3 separate regions of the Homo sapiens genome follow, and all the other regions are linked to region 1. A link is a loop called in an ENCODE intact Hi-C map of the cell type or tissue named here. Cell type or tissue: Calu3. All regions are shown on one strand. Each heading gives the region's core, and the rest is flanking DNA. Links, peaks and the distances in the headings are about the cores only.

What was found. Peaks named below come from ENCODE experiments on the same cell type or tissue, not always from the same donor. Only the 100,000 strongest peaks of a DNase experiment are listed, where the experiment ranks them.
Region 2: a loop joins it to region 1, with 2.4 times the contacts of the local background. A loop is called at or near these places in 2 of 110 quality-filtered maps.
Region 3: it touches region 1 in a loop (3-fold over the local background); 2 of 110 quality-filtered maps call a loop at or near these places.

The regions. Positions count from the first base shown.
Region 1 is chrX:82,809,921-82,816,619 of GRCh38, forward strand. No RefSeq gene overlaps it. Among named protein-coding and RNA genes, the nearest start is that of POU3F4, 700 kb to the right of the region's middle. In Calu3, for the core only: no CTCF peak of the experiment used is centred there; a DNase peak (open chromatin) is centred at 3,911.
Region 2 is chrX:82,671,271-82,677,969 of GRCh38, forward strand. No RefSeq gene overlaps it. Among named protein-coding and RNA genes, the nearest start is that of POU3F4, 830 kb to the right of the region's middle. In Calu3, for the core only: no CTCF peak of the experiment used is centred there; no DNase peak of the experiment used is centred there.
Region 3 is chrX:82,742,927-82,749,625 of GRCh38, forward strand. It overlaps LOC105373287 (a long non-coding RNA gene), which reads right to left. Exons shown (of 3, transcript XR_938456.3): 2 at 4,542-4,698. Among named protein-coding and RNA genes, the nearest start is that of POU3F4, 760 kb to the right of the region's middle. In Calu3, for the core only: no CTCF peak of the experiment used is centred there; a DNase peak (open chromatin) is centred at 2,985.

The DNA of each region.
Region 1 (6,699 bases), core at 897-5,896:
GGAATGTTTTTCCATTTGTTTCTGTCCTCTCTTATTTCCTTGAGCAGTTCTCCTCAAAGTTTGTAGTTCTTCTTGAAGAAGTCCTTCGCATCCCTTGTAAGCTGTATTCCTAGTTATTTTATTCTCTTTGTAGCAATTGTAAATGGAAGTTCACTCATGATTTGGCTGTTAGTCTATTATTGGTGTATAGGAATGCTAATGATTTTTGCACATTGATTTTGTTTCCTGAGACTTTGCTGATGTTGCTTATCAACTTAAGAAGTTTTTGGGCTGAGACGATGGGGTTTTCTAAATATACAATCATGTCATCTGCAAAGAGAGACAATTTGACTTCCTCTCTTCCTATTTGAATACCCTTTATTCTCTCTCTTGCTTGATTGCCCTGGCCAGAACTTCCAATCTATGTTGAATAGGAGTGGAGAGAGGACATCCTTGTCTTGTGTCAGTTTTCAAAGGGAATGCTTCCAGCTTTTGCCCATTCAGTATGATATTGGCTTTGGGTTTGTCATAAATACCTCTTATTATTTTGAGATACATTCCATCAATACCTCATTTATTGAGAGTTTTTAGCATGAAGGGGTGTTGAATTTTATTGAAGGCCTTTTCTTCATCTGTAGAGATAATCATGTGGTTTTTGTCATTGGTTCAGTTTATGTGATGGATTACGTTTATTGATTTGTGTACATGGAACCAGCCTCGCATCCCATGGATGAAGCCGACTTGATTGTGGTATAAGCTTTTCTATGTGTTGCTGGATTCAGTTTGCCTGTATTTTATTGAGGATTTTCACATCGATGTTCATCAGGGATATTGGACTGAATTTTTCTTTTGTTGTTGTGTCTCTGCCAGTATGGTATCAGGTTGATGCTGGCCTCACAAAATGAGTTAGAGAGGAGTCCCTCTATCTCTATTGTTTAGAATAGTTTCAGAAGGAATGGTACCAGCTCTTCTTTGTACCTGTGGTAGAATTTGGCTGTGAATCCATCTGGTCCTGGGCTTTTATTCGTTGGTAGGCTAGTAATCACTGCCCCAATTTCAAAACTTGTTATTGGTCTATTCAGGGGTTCAACTTCTTCCTGGTTTAGTCTTCGGAGGCTGTATGTGTCCAGGAATTTATCAATTTCTTCTAGATTTTCTAGTTTATTTGTGTAGAGGTGTTTATAGTATTCTCTGGTGGTAGTTTATGTTTCTATAGGATCAGAAGTGATCTCCCCTTTATCATTTTTTATTGTGTCTATTTGATTCTTCTCTCTTTTCTTCTTTATTAGTCTGGCTAGTGGTCTATTTTGTTAATCTTTTCAAAAAAACAGCTCCTGGATTCTTTGATTTTTTGAAGGGTTTTTTTTTTTTGCATCTCTATTTCCCTAATTTCTGCTCTGATCTTAGTTATTTCTTGTCTTCTGGTAGCTTTTAAATTTGTTTGCTCTTGCTTCTCTAGTTGTTTTAATTTTGATGTTAGTGTGTCCATTTTACATCTTTCCCGCTTTCTCCTGTGGGCATTTAGTGCTATAAGTTTCCTTCCAAACACTGCTTTAGCTGTGTCCCAGAGATTCTGGTACATTGTGTCTTTGTTCTCACTGGTTTCAAATGACTTATTTATTTTTGCCTTGATTTCCTCATTTACCTACTAGTCATTTAGGAGCAGGTTGTTCAGTTACCTTTTAGTTGTGTGGTTTTGAGTTGAGTTTGTTAATCCTGAGTTTCAATTTGGTTGAACTGTGGTCTGAGACATTGTTTGTTATGATTTCCGGTCTTTTTCATTTGCTGAGGAGTGTTTCACTTCCAATTATGTGGTCAATTTTAGAATAAGTGTTATGTGGTGCTGAGAAGTATGTATATTCGGTTGGTTTGGGGTGGTGAGTTCTGTAGATATCTATTAGGTCCACTTGATCCAGAGCTGAGTTCAAGTCCTGAATATCTTTGTTAATTTTCTGTCTCATTGATCTGTCTAATATCAAGCTACTATTGACTTTCTTCACATAATTAGAAAAATCTTCTTTAAATTTTATATGGAACCAGAAAAGAGCGCACATAGCCAAGACAATCCTAAGCAAAAAGAAGAAAACTGGAGTCATCATGCTACCTGACTTCAAACTATACTACAAGACTATAGTAACCAAAACAGCATGGTACTGGTACCAAAACAGAGATATAGACCAATGGAACAGAACAGAGACCTCAGAAATAACATCACACATCTACAACCATCTGGTCTTTGACTAACCTGGCAAAAAAAAAAAAAAAGCAATGCAGAAAGGATTCCCTATTTAATAAATGGTGTTGGGAAAACTGGCTAGCCATATGCAGAAAACTGAAACTCAATCCCTTCCTTACACCTTATACAAAAATTAACTCAAGGTGGATTAAAGACTTAAAGATAAGACCTAAAACCACAAAAACCCTAGAAGAAAACCTAGGCAATACCATTCAGGACATAGGCATGGGCAAAGACTTCATGATTAAACAACAAAAGCAATGACAACAAAAGCCAAAATTGACAAATGGGATCTAGTTAAACCAAAGAGCTTCTGCACAACAAAAGGAGCTATCATCAGAGTGAACAGGCAACCTACAGAATGGGAGAAAATTTTTGCAATCTATCCAACTGACAAAGGGCTAATATCCAGAATCTACAAGGAACTTAAACAAATTTACAAGAAAAAACAACCCCACCAAAAAGTGGGCAAAGGATATGAACAGACACTTCTAAAAAGAAGACATTCATGCACCCAACAAACATATGAAAAAAAGCTCTTCTTCACTGGTCATTAGAGAAATGCAAATTAAAACCACAATGAGATACCATTTCATGCCAGTTAGAATGGCAATCATTAAAAAATCAGGAAACCACAGATGCTGGAGAGGATGTGGAGAAAGAGGAACGCTTTTACATCATTGGTGGGAGTGTAAATTAGTTCAACCATTGTGGAAGACAGTGTGGTGATTCCTCAAGGTTCTAGAACCAGAAATATCATTTGACCCAGCAATCCCATTACCGAGGATACACCCAAAGGATTACAAATCGTTCTACTAGGAAGACACATGCATACGTCTGTTAATTGCAACACTATTCACAATAGCAAAGACTTGGAACCAACCCAAATGTCCATCAATGATAGACTGGATAAAGAAAATGTGGCACATATACACTATGGAATAGTATGCAGCCATAAAAAAGGATGAGTTTATGTCCTTTGCCAGGACATGGATGAAGCTGGTAACCATCATTCTCAGCAAGCTAACAAAGGAACAGAAAACCAAACACTGCATGTTTTCACCTATAAGCGAGAGTTGAATAATGAGAACACATGGAAACAGGTAGGGGAACATCGCACACCAGGGCCTTTTGGGGGGTGGGTGGCTAGGTGAGGGATAGCATTAGGAGAAATACCTAATGTAGATAATGGGTTGATGGGTGCAGCAAACCACCACAGCACGTGTATACCTATGTAATAAACCTGCATGTTCTGCACATGTATCCCAGAACTTCAAATATAATTAAAAAAATTAGGAATGCCATTCTTACTCTGCCAAGCATAAAAGGATAAATACCTACATATTTCATGTATCTATATACCTGGACTCAAGAAAACTCTTATGCCAATTCCATTGATTCAGTGCAAGTCTAGATATCACTGAGTTGACATGTAAGACTAGAAAACACCTACAGAATATGTCAAAAATCGTTGTTAAGGGCATGTATTCAGACAGTTTTCAGGGGAACTCAATTTTAGCATCTCTCTCCTTTCTGTGGTTATTTGTCCCTGGGGGAAAGTTAGGAGGTATTCTCATTTGATCTCGTGATTACTCAGAGGGTGATTCATTTGGCAGAGAATTAGAACTAACAGGTCTATTCCTCATGTTTAAAATCTGTTTTCTTATGTGGAAAGCAAATTCTTCAAGGTTGACTCACAAGGGAGCTAGCTTGAGGCAATCTGTGGCCTTATAGCACCACACAGCACTAAACAGCTTAACTCTGGTTTGAGTGCAAACAAGAACACATTTTTCTCTATGCAAATATTCCATTAGGACACAGACTGTATTGACCTCAGTTGTTTAGATTACAGGTGAAAGCCAAACACCAGAGCTAATCTTGTGAATCAGCATGAAAGGCTCTAAGTGTAATTCTCACAGTAGTTGGGAAGTCTCCTGCTCCACAACACCTCCCTCATTAACCTCTCATAGGAACCAAAGTTGCACCATAACACATTTATTCCTTTCAAATATAAAGGTTTGCAGACTTTCAGAGTTTCCAATAAAATTAGTTTTGAGAAAAAGGGAGAAACAGAAATTAATGCTTTGCTTTTCTAATTGCCTTCTTTGGAACTCTAGTATCTCAATATATTCCTTATAAAAAGGGTTTCCGTGGCCAAATAAGTTTGGAAATCTTGCACATTATAGTCCACTCTTCGATCCTCAACATGACTTGCAAGGTATGGAGTACATTAAATCTTTTAAGGAGTGTTTTAGTAAATATATATGTTTACTTTTTTTTTTACTCAGTATTCCTCAAACATATTTGGTTTTGAAATCCTATTTTCATGAAATTCCCACTAACAACAACCTGCAGAGCTAATGTTTTGGGCAATATACATTGGGAAATCCCAGCATAAAACATTCTCTGCTGAGTCCTCACATGGTTTGTTAACAGTGTATTGAGCATGGAGTCCTGATTTTTCCAGAAAATTACATGGGTAAAGGTGACAAAGACAGTCAGGAGCAAGATAAGGATTCAAAAAGGGGTATTAAGAACAATACTAAAGACATATTTATGCCTCTTTTGCATGTTTTCCTCAGGCTGGTATTGAGAATATTCCCTATTTTCAACATGATCAGAGCACTATATATATATATTTTTCTCATACAAACGATGCACTTAAATTATAGAAAATACCATAAAGCAAAGCTTGTAAACCTTGTCTATGCATTAGAATCAAAGTATTTCCTTTTTTTTTGTTTTGATACAGATGTTTGGGGCCCACTCTAGAATTATAAAATCAAAATGTCTGGGGATGGGGCCTTGTTCTTTCTCTCTCAGTGTTGATGTTTATGTGTGTGTGTGTGTACGCCAGTGTTATTCAATCCAATGTTACTCAAATGTACAACTAAATTAATTTATAAAAATACATAGAAATAAAACTAATAAAATTAAATTTAAATTACCTATAATTCCATTGTCCATAATCTCATCATCCAGAGATCAATTTTAATATTTTGACATATTTAATTTCAATATTGCGTAGACCTCTATATAAATTTGAATACACACACAAAGATGGCATATAAAACATAGTGGATCTTTTAGTGTATTTACAGGTTTTTATCTCATTTTATTCATTTAACATTATAGTGTGAACATCTTTTCATGCCATTTAAAATGCTTCAGAAATACCATTTTAATAGCTGCATAATACTTCACAGTATAAAGGTTTTATAATTTATTTAACCAATTATTTTTGTGAATATTTACCATTTTTTTGGCCTGTGATGACAGTATTTTTTTTTTTTTTTGAGACTGAGTCTCGCTCTGTCACCCAGCCTAGAGTGCAGTGGTGTGATCTCAGCCCACTGCAAGCTCCACCTCCCGGCTTCACACCATTCTCCTTCCTCAGCCTCCCAAGTAGCTGGGACTACAGTCACCAGCCACCATGCCTGGCTAATTGTTTTTTTTTTTTTTTTGGTATTATTTTTTAGTAGAGACGGGGTTTCACCATGTTAGCCAGGATGGTCTCGCTCTCCTGATCTCGTGATCCACCCACCTCGGCCTCCCAGAGTTCTGGGATTACAGGAGTGAGCCACCGCGCCCGGTGATGACAGTATTTTTATATAAATTCTAATCAAATTACTGATCTTACAAATAACACTGATTGAAGTAGAATTATTACTGGGAAATTCTAAAGCCTTCTACGTACATTATACAATTATCTTCCAAAAGAATTGTGCCACTTGACACACTCAATTTTTCTCATTTTCCTTTATTTTAGATAACCGTATTTAAGCAAAATTTATCTCAGACTTAGAAAGGGTTCCTTAATCTGTGGTTTGTGAACCATCCCCAAACTCCATGGATGACTAGAGGCAATACGAATGGAGTTAAGCTATTCTATGAATCCTCTACAATCAAATGCAAAATTGGGAATGTCTGTATGGACATTTTTCTAGGAAGTGCATTGACATTGTTTATCAGCTTCTCAAAGTGCGCTGTGAAACAGAAATCACTGGTCTGAAAAATCACTTGAGTTCCTTGCTTGAAGACGTTAAGTATTAAAGCATATTGGACAATTGCCCATGTCAGAGAGTGTTTTCATTAATAGAAACCTCAAACAAGAGGCATTTGATTAACTGAGCTTATAAAAAGAGATGAATCTCTCATAGGCTCATATCTCCTCCTTGTGTGAGAAATCATCTGCTTTCTCTTTCTATATATATGAGGCTAGTCATAGAAATACTATTATCTGGTTCCAAGTTTAATAGTCCTTATTTCCCCTATTAGCTAAGAATCCTTTGCTGGCCAGATAGACAATTTGGAAAGGTCTGCTTTAATTTTCATGAACGTCCATTTTATACTGTTACTTTCTATTAACGAAGCCATCTTACTGTTCAAATTATTTTATTTCTAGTAATTTTGTGGCAAAATATCACTTTTTGGATAAAACAGTGGATATTTTAAAGGAGTAGAGCTGATCAGTCCACTTAATT
Region 2 (6,699 bases), core at 1,114-6,113, 140 kb before region 1:
TATAATTGACAAAAATAGTGAAATTGTAAAATATTTGAAGACATTTATTCTGAGCCAAATATGAGTGACCAATGGTACAGCCCTCAGGAAATCCTGAGAATATGTGCCCAAGGTGGTCAGCATACTACTTGGCTTTACACATTTTAGAGAGACCTAAGACATCCATCAATACATGTAGGATGTACTTTGCTGTGGCCCAGAAACTCAGGAAAACTGGAGGTGGGGTCTTCCAGGTCATAGGTAGATTCAAAGATTTTCTGAATGGCAATTGGTTGAAAGAATTAAGTTACTGTCTAAAGACTTAGGATCAATAGAAAGAAATATCTGGGTTAACATAAGGGGTTGTGGGGACCATGGTTTTATCATGCACATGAAACCTCCAGGTAGCAGGCTTCAGAGAGAATAGATTGTAAATGTCTGATATCAAAATTAAACACTCTGTTCTATCAGTCTTAAGGTCTGTGCTGATGTTAATGCTGGTCAGGTTTTTCTTAATTCCAAAAGGGAGGGGGGCATAATGAAGCATATATGACTCTCTCATTCCCATCATGGACTGAATAAGTTTTTCAGGTTAACTTTACAATGCCCTTGGCAGAGAGGACAAGCCCATTCAGATGGTCAAGGGGGCTTAAAATTTTATTTTTGGTTTACAGTGACTTTCTTTGTTTAACGATTAAAACACAATGGTCAGAAATCAATAAATCATTTGAATGAAAATTGAATAAAAGCTATAAATGATCTTTCCATAGTTTGTTTTTTTAAAACTTTAAGTCATGCTATGTTAAATTAAGTAACAGATCATAATAACATTTCTGAGTCATTTATATTGTATAGAAAAGCTAACTATATTTAAATCTGTTCATAAATTGAAAACAACATCTTTCTAAAAATTATGAAATGGTTTACATCTACCAATACTGGTATGAAACTGTTCAAAATTACTTGCTTCTTAGGTTCTTAACTGTAAATTAGGATTATTAGGGGTTTATATTGAAGTTTATATATAATTAAAACTATTAGATATAATAGAAACAATTCTATATACAGAGTAAATAAAAAAGTAAGATGCATTTTTGATTAAAAAAGCTAAAAAGGGTATCATTTTTCTCTTACATTAGAGAAAAATTTGTGTGGTAAAAATAACAAAGAGAAAAAATATTTTTTGCCTAAATTGTCCATATATATTAAAATATATACATGACAAAATAAAAGTTTAAGCAAGTTGTAAAAGGTTTACAGAAAATTAATCTCATGAAGGAAATTATGTGTGATGAAGTTCACTAAAATTAGAAGGGAATTATTTATAAGTTCCTATGAAAATTGAGCAATAATATCAAAATACACAAATGCAAAGCCATAGTCTTTGCCCCTGTGTCAGAACAACAGAGGTTTTTAGATCATCGATCTGCTTTTTAATTTAATCATTTTAAGAGGTTGTTAAAGGCTTATGAAAATTTTAACTCCTGTGCTCAAAGCTGACTTAAATTTGATGGATTTCTTTATCAGGTATTATTAAAATTAGTTTCCATATAGATATACACTAATATAAATGTAAAATTTGGTTTTCTTCTTTGCATAAGAATTTAATGTAGTATTAATAAGATATAGTAAAAGATTTGTTTAACTTTTGAGTAAATGACAGAAAAGGCAGGGAAAAGTTTGCATCATACTGTCTTTTTTAGGATTCTCAATTGCAAACAGTCTCTTCTCTATCAAAGAATAAAAGTTTTCACTTTATGAAATCTTTACATAATAATGTTCGATAAATAAATGACAGTTATATTCAGTGATCTGTGGTTCTATTTTAATCGTGTATTTTAGAACTTTTTTATTTTAACATTAATTTAAATATTTAATATTTGACATACTACCAAAAATTAAATTTCAAATTCTAAAATGTAGTCGTATTGACCCAAGCTAACTTGGACATAACAAGAACCCCTGGGTGACCAAGAGATACATACTAGACTTATTCAGTATGTTAAAATCATATGGAAAGACTTGTCAACTTGTCAATTAAGAAATGGTGTTTTGCCGGGCACAGTGGCTCACACCTGTAATCCCTGCACTTTGGGAGGCCGAGGTGGGTGGATCACGAGGTCAGGAGATGGAGACAATCCTAGCCAACATGATGAAACCCCGTTTCCAGCAAAAATACAAAAATTAGCCAGGTGTGGTGGCGTGCACCTGTAGTCCCAGTTACTCAGGAGGCTAAGGCAGGAGAATCGCTTGAACCCGACAGGCGGAGGTTGCAGTGAACCGAGATCATGCCACTGTACTCCAGCCTGGGTGGCAGAGCGAGACTCCACCTCAAAAAAAAAAGGAAATAGCATTCAACTTTCTTTGAGTTAATTTACATAAATGTGTAATCAACATGTGTTCCAAAATTGTAGGAAATTCCTAAATTTCTGATATGTCTTGATATATGTCATCAGTCATAATTATCATTATTATAGTAAATTGATGTATGCCCCAGAAATAACCAAATTCAGTCTTAAATTGTGTCTTTAACAATGGCTATTTTAAGCCACTTGTCATCCACAGATAATTATGGTTTTTCTTTAATTCTTATCAAAATTCAGTTTATAATCACCTTCAGTCCAAAATTTTCTTTTTCTTTGAAAAAATTTGTGAAAAGGACTCTGGCAATTATTCATGAATATAGGTTTCTGATAACTTACATGAAACTAAACTGATAGAAAACTGTAATCCTTTTTATAACATTTTGTGTAAAATATTGCTGATTCATTTTATATTTTGTTTTCCAGAGTCAAACATTTTTCTTTTGAGCTACGTATAGCTTACAGCAATTGAGTAAAGTATATTTTGTGAGAAAAGTTGAAACATTTACCTTCCTCTCTACCTGAATTTTGCAAAATTTGGAAACTATTCATGAGTATTCTTATATTGTGCCAATCTAGTTATTTAAATACGTTCAATTAAATCTGTTTTTTTTTTGTAATAAAACACAATTGAAAACACTGGTTATTTTACCAACACTTTAACTGGAATGGCTTATTTTCAGATGCTAATGAACAGATTGCTTTGAGAAAATGAGGTTGACTTTGAAATAGGAAATTTTCCCTGACCTCTTCCCAGGGTGTAGGGGAGCTGGAGCGAAGTCACTAGGGCTAGCTGGCTGCTTAGGCTGGCTTCACTCACTAGGATCCACCCCTCAGGCAAGGGGAAGTGCAGCTGAGTTGTTGCAGGAGCCAAGCCGAGGTGAGTACTTCTGGGCACTGACAGGAGCAAACTCCATGCAGGCCCCGTGGTAGTGTCTTAGGGGAGCACCTTCAACCCCTAAAGCCCCAGAAGGAGTGTTAAAGTCAGCACTCTTTTAGCTTTGGCATCTGTGGATGGCTTAAGTGTTTAACAGCTTGGTGGACCCTCTGTCTTTTCACATGGACAGAGGATCAGTGTGACAGCCTTCTGCATCCTGAGCTCTTGTCTGGTGTCCAGAGAAAATCAGGTCACATGAATAAATTGAAGGATAGTAAATGCAGGGGATTTCACTGCCAATGGAAGTGGCTCTCAGTGGGAAGGGAAACTGGAAAGGAGATTGAGTGGGAAGGTATTCTTCCCCTGAAGTCTGGTCATCTCTGGCCAGACACTTTCTCAAAGTCCCACCATCAAGCCATCCCTCTGATGTCAAGCTGTTTCTCTCTGATGTCCAGCTGCTTCTCCTCTCGATGTTTGGCCACTTCTTCTCTCTGCTGGTGTGATCTTGGGAGTTTTTATGGGTACAGTATGGGGGACAGGGCAGGTAATGGGTGGTTTTGGAAAATGCAGCACTCAAGTGGGAACACAGAAATGCATTTTCTCACTTTGGGCTGTAGTTCCAGGCTTGAGAGTGGGGTCTTTTCTGCCTAGAAATTATCTGCCTCCTGTCTCTAGCAACTTGACTTTATAGAACCAATAAAAAGTCCTTTGAAAAGACTGGCCTGTTACCATGTCTATGTGCTTTCTTTATAAGCTTCCTGATCTTGCAGTAAGTGAAAAGTATTACTTCCTTACAATCCCAGGACACTCAAGGTATTTTGGGATCTTGAGCAGAGATAAACTCATTCAAATTATACAGGCATTCCAGGCACAGTCTCATGGTAAATTCTTGGCTTGGCTTCCTAACCTTGAGAGGCTTTTAAAAGTCTAATCTGAGATTCTTTATCAAAAATTTCCAGCAAAGCCAACTTAAAACTTATATGATCATTCAGCATTCTTTTTGCACTTTATGCAAATAATCAGGCCATGTATAATACTAAAACTTATCTTGCAAGTAAATTGGCCCTACTAAGATTCAACTTTGGTAAAAATGGGGAACTGGAAAGAGAAGCACTATGTTTCATAAAAAAACTATAGCACACTTGTTATTATTAGGTTCGTGCAAAAGTGATTGCAATTTCTGCTATTAAAATTAACAGCAAAACCTGCAATTACTTTTGCACCAACCTAATAAATTCCAGCTCTGACCATTGTTTTTGAGCTTTTATTACTTTCCTACAATTTTGACTAAATTCAGAATTATTTACTGGCTATATCATTGCTCTGAAGAAGAACCAGGTTTTAATTTTCTTCATGATGTTCTTAATTGACTCTCCAATGAAATACTTTTAGTTCTAGTGTACACATTCTCCTTTTGATTATAATCCTTATATGTAGTATAGTTCTACTATGTATCTCTCATTGTTTTACTTGTGAGAAACCTGAACTCATGGTATTCCAAAGACTAGAAATATTTCAACAAGAGACAACAGCTATATAAATCAGTGACTTGAATATGGTCTAATTTATGCCATCCTGTGATGCCTTCCCAATTTGACTTTTGGTTTCCATACAATTGTTCACTGAGATGTATCTGTTCTCCTTGCCCCATGTAGTAAAGGATCTTCTGGGAAAAAGCCTTCTTAGCAATGTGAGACTAAATTCCTGGACATAAAAGGCCAAAATCATTTGAGTTTTTCTATGATTTTTTTCTTCTAAAGACCTTGATTAAAATGGGAAAAATGAGAAAAGAAAAATAGCTCGGAGAAGTCTGACCTATGTGAGGTATAAAAAATTTATTAGGCTCAGAAAGACGTGTATGGAACTTCAGCCATTCTTCCCCACACCCCCATGCCCAGAAGCAATTGTTTAAAGGTAATTTTTGCCTAATTGCCTCATATATTATCTTCATGTTCCTGGAATTTGCAATTAAAACGACAAGGTATGGCCAATCAATAGATTATGCTATTTTAATGTAAATTTTTGACAAACAACTTGAAAATCACCTCTTCTTTTTCTTTAATACCCCACTTGTAACTGCTGCTAATGCTATGCCCCCTTGTGGTCATTCTCAATCTTTTAGCTCAAATAATCTGTATAATTTATAATATTTTCTGTATTTCATTGTGTAACCTTGACACTAAGTGCCTAAGAACTAGGGTAGCGGATGTTGTGATTCTCAGTCCAAGGCCAAAGGCCTGAGAACTCATGGGTCTGCTGGTGTAAGTTCCTGTGTCCAAAGGCCACAGAGCCTGGAATTCTAATATTTATAGCTAGGTGAAGAAGAGTGTCATAGCTCAAGGAGAGAGAAAAAAGTTGTTTCTCCTCTGACTATTTTGTTCTATATGGGTTTCCAGCTGATTGGATGATGCACTCTGACATTGAGAAAAGATCTTCTCCATTCATTATACTGAGTCACATGCCAATCTTTTCTGGAAAGAATGTAGCATACACACTCAAAAATAATGCCTTAGGTATTCCTTAATCCAGCCAAATTGACACCTGAAATTAACTATCACAGGTGCTTTTAAAAGATTTACTCAGACTCCGTCTAGATCAATTAAATTGGAATCTCTGAAGCCTAGTGCCTGGGCATTAATATTTTTATTAAATCTCTTGGAGTAAGCCTAATGTACACACAAAATTGAAAACCACCACATCTAAGTAAGTCTGCAAATTTGTCAAAATTGCTTATTTTCCTAGGTCCCCAGTGTTCTCCTTCTCTAGGTCCTTCTGGTCACCTGGTAAACAACCAGATTAATTAATTTTGGAATAAACCATCTAAAAATGAAACTCAAACGGTAAAAATTATAGCACTGTGAGATCAGGGTATGAAACTATACTGATATACCCTAAAGCACTACACATCAGACTTTCGAAGCTCAGTTACTTCTCTGGTGCTTCTTAATCTTGTCATCCAAATGAGTCACTGTCTTATCTGTCTATGTTTAAGAACCCAGGCCATAAGGAAAATAACTGGTAAGCCACACTGTTCTACTCTGATGCAAGGGAGGTATCCTCTGCTGCGGAGTTGTTCTGTCTAAGTCAGTTGCAAGCATTTTTTTTTAGATAAACTTTATTTTTAGAGCAGCTATGTGTTCAGAGTAAAATTGAGTAAAAAATACAGAGATTTTCTATAAACTTCTTGCCCCCTCAAATGCACAGCTTCCCTACATTATCAACATCTTTCATCACAGTGGTGCATTTGTTACAACTGGTATAACTCCACTGAGACATCATTATCACCCAAAGTTTATATTTTACATTAAGATGTTGTACATTCTACAAGACTTGACAAGTATATAACACATGTATCCATCTTTATAGTCTCATACAAAGTGTCTTCACTTTCCTAAAAATCTTCTGTGCTTTGCCTGTTTCTCCCTCTCTCCCTGAAATCCTGGCAAATCTGATCTTTTTACTGACCCATTAGTTTTGTTT
Region 3 (6,699 bases), core at 1,051-6,050, 67 kb before region 1:
TACCCATTTTTATAAGACAAAAAGGGGTTACAACTAACCTACATAAAGCTTGTTTAAACATCTTATATTTTATAATTTTATTAATTTGTATGTTTTCATGTTCTGTTCCCAGGAAGCCTTTTTTTTTTACCCCCAGACCATTTGGCCTTTTCTGGTGAAAAGGGTTTGGGTTCCCAGCAGGGAGCTGCATCTATGAGGGACAGCAGATTAGATAAGGCTTTTAAAAAGACCTATGGTTCTGTGGGAGGGGCACCCATGTAAAAGTGGCCCCCTTAACCCCCAAATTTACCATGACCAGGGTAACAGACACATTAGGTGGGATTGGGTGGGATGATATCCCAGTTATCATAAAGCTATTCCAACATGGCTTGCATAAGAAACAGAATAACTGGTTTTTCTGGGGTACTTTACTTGGTATTTTGGAGGGAGAGTTGGGCAGCCTCCTTTTCAGGGCAAACAGACCTTATAATGGCATTATCTGGCCCACTAGGCTGATTGCTTTTTCAGGAATAACCCCCTGTGCATTTGGATCACATATACTCAGTGACTGTTCAGTAATGAGCTGTGCGTCCTACATTAATCCAAACATGCTCTTAAATTCTGTAGCATTTAAAATTAAAAATTTTGTCTTTCTTTAAATGTCTTTAAAGTGGTTATTTTTACAATTCACTATAGTAAAGGTTTTTTTTTTTTTTTAGAAGCTGAATTACACCGATCTACCAAATGGAACAATTTCTTTATATTACACGCTTTGGTTTTAACTAGTTACTCAGTTTTGCCCTTCCCCCATATCAACTGTTTTCTTGGTAACCACAGCGCTCAGAGTCAACTTTTGCTGCCAGAGCTTGGTTTTCAAAATCAATTTAGTTTTATCTGTAGAATTTCCTTCATTATAAAGAAACCCTTAAATAGTTTCTTAACCAAAAACCTTACATTTCTTTGAAAATTGATATCTTTTGGTTTTATAAAATTTTACCAAAAGCATTTTTATGTTCCTACTATTTTTAACTTTTAGTAACCCAAATTTCCAGTGGGGAAAAAAACTGAGGTTTTATCATGACTTTAAGATGTTAAATTACTGAAGAATGTTTTAAGATTAAATTTACCAAATTTAATTTTTTAAAACATTACCAAGGTTATGTAAATCAAAAGGCATCCGAGCTAGCTATTACCAATCTAATAAGCACTTACATTTTTTAAGTTACTTGATTAGAGCTCTTTCATGTAGTTTGGTAGTGAAATATCACTTCTATATGACACATATAAAGATAGAGATATAATAGGCATGCAGAATAAAAGTCATGTTCAAAAGATACTTTATTTGCCTGTTTTCAAAAACAATTTTTCTCCTTTACTTTAGATAATTAGTAAAAGTCATAGGAGCCAAAAAAAAAAAAAAGGTGAAGGACCACCGTTCAAGGCCTTTTTAAAAGAAAGAGTGGCACTTTTAAGATATCAACTTGAAGAATGTTAAAGAAACAGATTATAGAATTTAAAAATTTAAAAACGTCTTGCATTCAAAATAAATCAATACTTGTAATAAAAATTTGTTTTAAACAATTATTTAGCTTCGTACTAGTGTATGTTTTAATATTAAATAGCCATCTCTAGGAATATTATTATGATTTCTTTTTGATTATAGCCAACTGAATTATACAGCCCCTTTAAAAAATTTATTTTACTAACGTTATTATGACTTACATAGTTCATTCGCAATGTGTTTAGACTCTTTTGTCTTAAATATCTCTCTTTCTTGTACAACACCATCATTTTTATTTTAGGACAAAAATTTACTATGCAAGATCTTTTCTTATATAAACTGAGTGTCCCTTTTACTTTTTTTCACCAAAAATACATCTTTATATCTTTAACTTTCTTTACATCTCTTATTTCCTGAGTCCTTTATATTGTTTTATACATAACCCTTAAATAAGCCTTGAATTAGACAAATATATTTTACTTTTAATAAGAACATTTAAAAAATTGTTTTCCTGTAATTGTTAAATTGGAAATTGCCCAGATACTTAATATCAATTAATAACCTTAGATCCTAAATTATGACAAGTTTGTTTACAAGTATTTATTCCATTACCTTTACCTGATTAATTTAAGTTTACCTAGATAATTTACAAAAAAACTGTGATAGCAAATATTTAAAGTTATTTTTCTATTAACCATTTTTATAGCTGCGGATTTCAGGTATTTACCTAAGTAACAAAGCTTATGATTAGTTTTATGAATAACTCAGTATTCAGCTGTTTTTATTTAAGCCAACAATATTTCATAATCATATACAATCAAAGATTATTCTGTCTTGGGCTAGGTTTTATAGTTTATAATCCTTATGGCAAATCTTGGCAAGTCTTATAGTATTTGGCAGGAATTAAACATGAAACTACTTGATCAATAGATGCAAACAAAATGCTAACAATTCTAAAGACATCATTATTTTACCATAATCTTAAAGCCAGCTTGCTGGGCACAGTGGCTCACACCTGTAATCCCAGCACTTTGGGAGGCCAAGGTGGATGGATCACAAGGTCAGGAGTTCGAGACCAGCCTGGCCAATAAGGTGAAACTCCGTCTCTACTAAAAATACAAAAATTAGTGAGCATGTTGGCGGGTGCCTATAGTCCCAGCTACTTGGGAGGCTGAGGCAGGAGAATCGCTTGAACTCGGGAGGCAGAGGTTGCAGTGAGCCGAGATAGCGCCACTGCACTCCAGCCTGGGCGACAGAGAGAGACTCCATCTCAAAAATAAAATAAAAATAAATAAAAAAAAAGCCAGCTTATTTAGTAAAGATTTTAAGTCACGTGAACTTGAAAAAAACATTTTGAAGGAAGAGAGAGACCCTCTCATGTTGTTTTATATTGTTTTATACTCAGTACCTGTTTTAAGAAAAAACAACAAGGAAGTAAAACCAAAGACAGGCAGCCTGGCGCCAGGCCCGAAACCAGGCCTGGGCCTGCCTGGCCTAAATCCAGTAGTTAAAAATCAACTCAAAACTTAGAAACCAATGTTATTCATAGATTCCAGACATTGTATAGAAGAACACTGAAACTCCCTGCCCTGTTCTGTTTCTCTCTGACCACCAGTGCATGCAGCCCCTTTGACATACCCCTTGCTTGCTCAAATCAATCACGACCCTTTCATGTGAAATCTTTAGCGTTGTGAGCCCTTAAAAGGGACAGAAATTGTGCATTCGGGGAGCTCAGATTTTAAGGCAGTAGCTTGCTGATGCTCCCAGCTGAATAAAGCCCTTCCTTCTACAACTCGGTGTCTGAAAGGTTTTGTCCGTGGCTCGTCCTGCTACAATTTGACTTGTCTTCCTTTTTTTTTTTTAAGTATCTGATTTAAGCTCTTTTTTCGAAGCCAATTAATTAGAGCTCTTCATATATTTTTAGTCCTGAAAATATTGTGGGCTGGGTGTGGTGGCTCATGCCTGTAATCCCATCATTTTGGGAGGCCAAACTGGATGGATCCCCTGAGGTCAGGAGTTGGAGACCAGCCTGAACAAAATGGAGAAACACCATCTCTACTAAAAATACAAAATTAGTGGGGAGTGGTGACACAAGCTTGTAATCCCAGCTACTCAGGAGGCTGAGGCAGGAGAATCGCTTCAACCCATGAGGCAGAGGTAACAGTGAGCCAAGATCGCGCCATTGCACTCCACCCTGAGCAACAAGAGCAAAACTCCGTATCAAACAAAAAAAAAAAAAAAAAAAAAGAAAATATTGTGTGTACACACATAAATATATAGATGTATTTAGGCATGCTGACAGAAGTATTTCATACATTCATGAGATACTTCCTTTTTCCTTCTTTTTTTCTATTTCTATTTTAGACTTTTAAATTCTTGAAAACATGTTGCATCACCCTAGGCAGTCATTCCCTAAATAGCCCCAAATTTGCATATTAAAGGAAACAACTCAGATCAAGATCAGATAGCAAAATTTACATCATAAGGTATGGGGAGAAAGTCTGGTGTGCTAGAGGGAAATTAAAACGAATTTAATTGCCATTTGAACATAAAATTATAGAAATCTATTCTAAAGGCCTTTATATATATACACCCATATACATACATACACACAAAGTTCTCATAGCTATTACTTCAGTACTTTAGCCATGAGACAAGTACAACTTTGCCAGCTTGCAGAAAACACTGTTAGATCCGAACAGTGGTTTTCATCTTAGTAGAAGAGTAACAGAAGATTTAAAGCAGGAAGAAAAGAAAATAGAGAAAGAGAACCTTAGGTCGACCTTAGCAGTCTTTTTCCTTAGTGTAAAATGTGCACAAAGGCCATATTACTTCAAGTAGAGGTGCCATAAAACCTAAGGAGTGCTCGAAAGGGGGTCATTCTCCTTGTTTTCACTTTTTTCGTAGCTAATTCTGAGAGAAAAGCAATTGAGAAGACCCTTTAGAAATGCATCTCCTAACTTGAATTAAGATCCGTAAACAACACCTTCCCAGGAAAAAACAGCTTAGAATAAATTAAGGACCTCAACCAAAGGGAGGTCCAGGGCTCAGGAAGACTTACCCATTCCACTGGAGGAGAAGCTCGAACTCGGTGGGGCTTCAGTGGGCCCGTGCTAGTACCTTAGTTCTGGTTTCCACAACTCCTTCGGGTTCCTGAGTCTTCTCTGAGGCTCCACGTGTTTGGGTGCCAGATTATTGTTGACGAAAAGAGTCAAACTCTGTAAAATATTTTAAGAGATTAATTCTGAGCCAAATATGAGTGACCACGGCCTGTGACACAGACCTCAGGAGGTTCCGAGAACATGTGCCCAAGGTGGTTGGGGTACAGCTTGGTTTTATATATTTTAGGAAGGCATGAGACATATTAGGAAGGCATGTAGATTTTTCCCATAAGAGATTTTGCAGGGCAATTTCAATGTATGGCACGGAAATATATTTTTGGGTAAAACATTTTGATTTTCTTCCTTGTTATGCCAGAGTCAGATCGGAAAGTAAGTAATTATATACAGGGTTAAATAAAACCCATCTGATGAGAATGTATGGTTTGTAGGGCATGACTCCCCAGACCACTTAGAAAGGAATTTGGGCAAGATAAAAGAAAAAAAAATCAGAGCTTAATCCTCATAAGGTTTAGTACTATCCACAATTTCAGGCATCCAGTTGGGGGTCTTGGAATGTATCCCCTACTATATATATTTTTCTATTAGTGATGTTGCACCTCATTTCACATGTTCATATGTTTAAATTCACTTATATTTTTCTACAAACTGTCTATACATATGCTCTGCCTATTTTTCTGTAGGGTTTTTAGCTCGTTCTTATCGACTTTTAGAATTTTTTTGTAAAGTGAGGAAATTACTGCCTTGTCAGAAGTGTATTTTATATCCTGTTCTCTCTTGTTTGCATTTTGTCTTTATTTATGGTACTGTTTCAATGAATATAATTATAAGTTTTATAAAGCAGTTATGTGTATCTCATTTTAATGGTTTTTAGATTTTGTGTATTGCTTTAAAAAAACTTTAATTAATTCAGGATTCTTTAAATATATTTCCTAAGTTTTCTTCTAGCTGTTTTATAATACCCAGCTTAAAAATCTACAATTTTAAATAAACCATAACAAAACAACATACTCAGATCTCAGAGATACATTATCCTAGTAAAGGATTAGAAAATCAATTATAGAAATGTATCCATGATGGATGAATCCTAATTCAGTCACTTATTTAGAATAGACTTACATAAAATTTGTGAAACATGGAACTACATGGTAGACGAAGTGAACTTTCTTCAGAATCATTAACATGGAAAAATGTGGGGGACAAACAAATTATTCTTACATCCAATACTTAAGGAAAAAATTGTATGTGCATGTAGTTGTAAAAGAATGGTCAGAAATATTGCTGCAACATGCTAAAAGTTGCATTAACTCAATATTTCTCTTTTTTGCTGTGGCACGTTGTAGCAGGATTGAGGGACAATAATGATTGGATAGTGAGTTTTCTGCTATGTTCAAACCAAGTTACTTCCACAGAGAGAAGTTCATCCTGCTGACGGAACTGCTTTCCAGAGATAGAAGATGGAGGCTCTCATACTAAATTAAGGCTACATGAAGCATGCATGTATTTCTTCCTGTTAAATTCTGAAGGGCTTACTTGTTGGCAGAAATGACTCATAATGACTTAAACAGATATCCATCTGTAGTGTATTAAATAAATGAGAGGCTGAAATTACTTAAGAGATGCTCAATGTATTTGCAGAAACAATAAGCTTTGAAAAAGGGAGATGAAGCTTTATTTCCCCAGGAAATTTCAGTGCTTCATTCAACACATGAATACAAACCTAATTTAGTGCAATGTCACTGGTAGACGAGGGACTCAATTTCAGGAATGTGAAGTATGCTGCATTTTTTTTGGCATGCTCTGTGGTCCCTCTAAAAACCCTTTTTCTGAACATTATTAAATTAGACACATTTCTTTCTTTATGCTTGACATCACTTTTAGGATTAAGATAAAAACCAGGAACTCACCTGTACAATTTTGCCTTATCATTTACAATAAAGATTAAGACCAGCAAATGAAAATAATGCATACAGTGTTTTCATGAAAGGCTGGACAAAAGCTGCTGAATTAATACTACTTTAAATTGCTGCACTGTACACATACAGAAACTCAGTCAGAACAAAAACATCAATGCAGATCCATAGCCCTGGTTTACGGAAT